Regions from separate parts of the Homo sapiens genome. Here region 2 is linked to region 1. A link is a contact called in ENCODE Hi-C or POLR2A ChIA-PET data. All regions are on one chromosome and are shown on one strand. Each heading gives the region's core, a stretch centred on a gene start or an enhancer-like site at or near the end of the contact. The rest is flanking DNA. Distances are from core to core; before and after follow the strand shown.

Region 1 (2,586 bases), core at 54-2,553:
TGTGCTTCATTCTAGCTGTAGCACTGGCAATACAAAAAACAAAAATGCTGTAAGTTGGAATAGTTTATCCCACATACTGTGTAGTCTTATGTTGATCATCGTTCCAAGGCTTTCTTCTAACATCATTCTCTGTTTTAAGCACAGTGGTTTCAATTAATTCTAATTAAACACAAGAATCTTTCAAGGAAACCCTTTCTTTCCCTCCTCACCTTGACCCAAGTCTTATACATTAAAACAAAACAAAACAAAAACATTCCACATTTATTCGGTACATAGATTATGAATCTACGATTTAATTACTTGGCAGGAAACAGACGTATAAATTCCAGTTGACAAGGGCATTTGGTCTTTTCTCTTGACCCTTTGAAACGTTTTGCGGGTGGGGGCGGCACTACCATTATGAAACAGAAAATTATTAGAGACCGTATCAAATTCCAAATGAACAATACATTTGTTCTTGGTAAGTGTATCAGAAGATTTCAAATACAGTTCCCTACTCCCCTTCCCAATTTCTATTGTGAGCACCCATGCTTTTATGAACGCCAATACAATTACTCAGTAACGCAATAAGCAATCACTCAACAATGCAATACATTTCTTTGCCAAGTATCTCAACACAAACTGAGGTCATGCCTGGTGAAGGCAATTTAAGGCTCTATGAAATGTCAGCCACGCCACTTTATACTTGGAACACATCTAAATACAAAATTACATGTTTTCCTATGCCTCAGTGCGCACAATTTGCCCAAGTGAATGAAATTGTGCCTCCACAAGGCTGTCCATTCTGAAGGTCTCAGGGTTTCCTTGGGGGCCCAAGGGCCCCATTCAGGGACCCCAAGATGAGGCACATTACAGGGCCTCGAATTTAGGGACCTAAGACCGCCTGTTCCTGATGCACCCGGCCAGGCCCTGTGAGGGCAGGTGGCTCGGCCGCCGCAGGCTGCGCTGGCGTCCGCGTAGGCTGAGTCCCAGTCATCGATCCGGGGTCAAGCCCCAGTTTTGATTCCACTTCTGCAAATGGGGACGGGAAGGGGGTTGGGTGTGTAGCAACCAGGCGGCCAGGCCCAGCCAGCACAGGCTCAGTGCCCTCCCGCGGCTTGGAGGCCGGCAGGGCCGGGGTGGTCCCCGCATCAGTCCCGCAGGAGCACACCCTTGCTGGGCCCCAGGGCTCCGTACCAATGCAGCCCCGGGACACTTCCGTGTTGAACGAGTCCCTTTAACCAGATGGCGGGGCCGGGCCGTCACTCAACGCCATTCCGCCACCAAGGCCGCGCTACGCTCTCCGCGAGCCGGCCCAGGAAAGTCCTGCGGCAGGGGTTGGTACCGCCTCCCGCGCAGGTATGTGACGTCATCGCGCCGACGAAGGCGCCCGCTAGGCCCCGCCTGCTCTATTTAAACTTCTGGACTCAACCTGGCCGCTAGACCGGAGCGTCCTCCAGCGCAGGCAAGGATTCCTCGTTTAGAGTCATGTTATCTTCGAGTACCTAGAGAGACATTTTAACCCACACCCTAGAGAGGCGTTGTAATCCTTACGTGTCTTTTAACGCTACTTGGCCCTTACCTGCGAGCAACTGACCTTTAATAATCCTCATTTTCTGTGCCCCGGAAGTGCCTTACCCTCTTCGCGTCTGTTTCCCGGAAGTGGTTCTTCTCCCTCTCCACCCTTTCGCCCGCCTGGGCGGTCCAGCTGCCCCTAGGGGCCAACTCCAGCGGCTATTTTGGGGCTGGACATCCCGCAGCTTTTCAAGGCGTGCCTTTGGTTTTTTTAAGAAGTGCTATCTAAAGGAAAAGCTGGACTATGACTCTGGGGAACTTTCATATCCTCAGTTGACCTTAGGCTGTGTGACCTTGAGCAGGTAGCATAACCTCTCTGAGTTTCCCGCGTGCCTTATGTGCAGATTGAGATGCTAAAATGAGAGAGCTAAATTGGAAAGCTTTTTCCACATAGGGGGCCGTGAGCAGGTGGCTGTTTTGTCCTCTGGCACCTTTGGCTCAGACTTAAGCAGCTTCAACGACCGCCAAGATGCCTGCCATGCCCACCAAGATTTAAAGGACTCTGATAATTCTTTCTCTCCCCAAACGGTGTTTTCCTTATCTAATCCTAATAACCAAGCCTGGAGGAATCCCTGACTTCGTGATTGAAGGCTCTCCAGGTCCCCTAGTTTAAGGGCAGAGATTTACTTTCTCTGAGGCTACAAAGGAGCGTCTGCGAGAATGTCTCTACCTTAGACAAAACAGGGAGGAGGGGTGGAGCTCTCCAAATTGCCTCTGGTTTGGGCTTTTTCTTTCTGTTTTGGTGTATCGTCTCTGGCCAACAACACCTGTGAGTCCTTGATGTGACGATTAGGGAAGATGTTTTTAATTCACATAACTATTCTTTAGAGAAAATTGATCCTGAAACACCTTATTGCCTTATCGTAGAATGACTGCATTACTCAGAATTCTTTACCTCTACCGGAATTTAGTGAAGGGAAGGCACAACGTACATTAGGAAAATACAGGACACACTCCAGTCCTTAAACCTTCCACAATCTTCTAGCTCTTTAAGGTCGAGTGTGATCCTCCCCAGAACTGCATCTTCCAGGA
Region 2 (2,586 bases), core at 65-2,564, 2.1 Mb after region 1:
ACATGGTGAAAGCAGGAGCAAGCGAGAAAAAGAGTGTGGCGTGGGGGGCGGTGCACACACTTTTAAACCACCGGATCATATGTGAACTCAGAGCGACAGCTCACTCATCACCAAGGGGACGGCCCAAGCCATTCATAAGGGATCTGCCCCCATGATCTGAACTCCTCCCACCAGGCCCCACCTCCAATATTGGGGATTACATTTCCATAGGAGATTTGGGCAGGAACAAATATTGAAACTATATCACCAACTAAATATAGCTGGAGTTTTCAGTAAGTCTGAGTTGGGAATTTGCATTTCTGGCAAGTCCCCGGTGAATGCTGACACTCTTGGTGCAGGGACCAGCTGCTGGGAAACATTCCTAACGAGCGTCTTCCTGCTTCTACCTAAAGCGCACTCATTTTGAACACGTGGATGAATTATTAGTAATTTAAAAATTAACTCATCAGTGATTACTTTGCTATAAATATTTTATTTCAAGACTGCTACAAAGAAGGCATTACATTCTTGCTCCTTCCCATGTCTTAGTGTTCTGACAGCACTGGTTGTTTTCAATATCACCTCTTTACCTCCCACATTAATGACAGCATGTCAACATTTTCAGGCACGGGACAAACTGACTTCTCATAGGGTGTGATATTTGATTTTCAAGTGGGAAAATTGAGCATAAATTCACTCCTTCAAGGAAACTTTTTTTTTTTTTTCTGAGATAGTGTCTGTCACTCAGGCTGGAGTGCAGTGGTGCAATCCTGGTTCACTGCAACCTCTGCCCCCTGGGCTCAAGCAATCCTCCCACCTCAGCCTCCAGAGGAGCTGGGACCACAGGCGCACACCACAACGTCTGGCTAATTTTTTATATTGTTGCCCAGGCTGGTCTCGAACTCCTGAGCTTAAGCCTCGGCCTCCCAAAGTGCTGGGATTACAGGCCTTGTGGCACCTGGCCTCAAAGAAACTTTTTAATTGACACTTAATAGCAAGCAACAACAGATTACAATTAGGCCAGTCTGTGGCAGGAAAAACAAAGAAAGGGGAGAGGAGAGAAAGAAACTCAATTTCTGGAAGACAAGCAAAACAATTGCTTGTCTCCATTCTGCATTGGAAACATTCTCCATTGGAAACAGGGAGAGCAAACCAACAGTACTTGCTAATAGATTTGATGACGGGGGAGGGTAGAGGAAAGTATATCAGATCTTGTTTTCTTTTTTAAGAGACAATGAAGCAGAAGATATAAAAAGAAAAACAATTTTTTTGTTCCTTGTTCTGTTCTCGTAATTATTTTTGCAAGTTTTGTAAGTTCCTGTTTTTCCCTTCTGTGTGGCACGGCAAGGTCACAAGATATGTTTTAAGTTGCAAGGCCTGTCACTGTTTAACAAACTGCCTTTGTTCTGCTTCTGTAAGCTTGCTTGCCTGCCCTACAGGTTTTGTGCTATCAAACTGGCCAACCCCCTTCTGGATGCATGTATAAAAGTGAAGCCCTGTCTTTGTTCGGGGCTCAGCCTTTGGATGTTAATCTGCTGGGCCGGTGCGCACCTAATAAATCCTCCTGTCCCACCCATTGGTCTCTACTGTCCCTTAATTCCTGCAATAACAAGGTCTCACTTTGTTGCCCAAGCTGGAGTGCAGTGGCACAGTAATAGCTCACTGCACCCTCTACCTTGAGGGCCCAAGCATCCTCCCACCTCAGCCTCTGGAGTAGCTCGGGCTACAGCGTACACCACCACAGCTGGCTGATTTTTTGGTTTTTTGTAGAGACAGGGTTTCCCTTTGTTGCGCAGGCTGGTCCTGAACTGCTGGGCTAAAGTGATCCTCCTGCCTCAGCCTCCCAAAGTGCTGGGATTACAGGCGTGAGCCACTGCACCTGGCTGGAAACACTCTTAAAAAAGCTTGAGGTGGCCGGGCGTGGTGGCTCACACCTGTAATCCCAGCACTTTGGGAGGCCAAGGCGGGCAGATCATGAGGTCAGGAGATCAAGACCATCCTGGCTAACATGGTGAAACCCCGTCTCTACTAGAAATACAAAAAATAAGCTGGGCGTGGTGGCGGGCACCTGTAGTCCCAGCTACTCAGGAGGCTGAGGCAGGAGAATGGCAAGAACCCAGGAGGCAGAGCTTGCAGTGAGCCGAGATTGCACCACCGCACTCCAGCCTGGGCAACAGAGCGAGACCCCATCTCAAAAAAAAAAAAAAAAAAAAAAGTTTGAGGTTAGTGGTCCATTTTTATTTCTATTTTATTTTTTAATTGACAAATAATAATTGTACATATTCTTGGGGTGCATAGTGATATGTCAATACATAGAATGTACAGCAATCAGATCAGGGTGAGTAGTGTATCCGTAATCTCAAACATTTATCATTTCTTTGTGTTGAAAACATTCAATATCCTCCTTTTAGCTATATATTTCTAATTTTAATTTCATTTTCTAATTATTTTATTTATTTATTTATTTTAGAGACAGTGTCTCACTGTCGCCCAGGCTGAGTGCTGTGGCACAATCACAATTCATAGCAGCCTCAAATTCCTGGGCGCATGTAATCCTCCTGCCTCAGTCTCTTGAATTCAGCTATTCAAAACTATTTATTATTTTTA

Evidence for each region. Hi-C counts contacts between places; a loop is a spot of excess contacts on that map. ChIA-PET counts read pairs that join two places held with the same protein, here RNA polymerase II (POLR2A). Pooled maps may share reads with other maps.
Region 2: a loop to region 1 is called in a map of ovary, with 8 times the contacts of the local background. The contact joins the enhancer-like site here to the promoter of PNPLA4 in region 1. A Hi-C loop is called at or near these places in 1 of 168 maps with a recorded cell type or tissue (ovary) and 3 of 50 pooled maps. POLR2A ChIA-PET finds 5 or more read pairs at or near these places in 2 of 52 experiments (PC-9 and common myeloid progenitor, CD34-positive).

Annotation. Positions count from the first base shown.
Region 1 is chrX:7,926,110-7,928,695 of GRCh38, forward strand. PNPLA4 (patatin like domain 4, phospholipase and triacylglycerol lipase) reads right to left here and starts at 1,304. Exons shown (of 7, transcript NM_004650.3): 1 at 1,177-1,304; 2 at 1-23. The coding sequence starts at 10. LOC107985675 (a long non-coding RNA gene) reads left to right here and starts at 1,391. Exons shown (of 5, transcript XR_001755784.2): 1 at 1,391-2,586. RefSeq lists a silencer at 1-33 and enhancers at 10-59, 722-951, 1,182-1,421, 1,442-1,491, 1,832-1,911.
Region 2 is chrX:9,980,322-9,982,907 of GRCh38, forward strand. No RefSeq gene overlaps it. Among named protein-coding and RNA genes, the nearest start is that of CLDN34, 14 kb to the left of the region's middle. Within about 2 kb of position 1,315, at least 2 of the 41 ENCODE cell types and tissues checked have a DNase peak (open chromatin) inside an H3K27ac peak, as active enhancers do.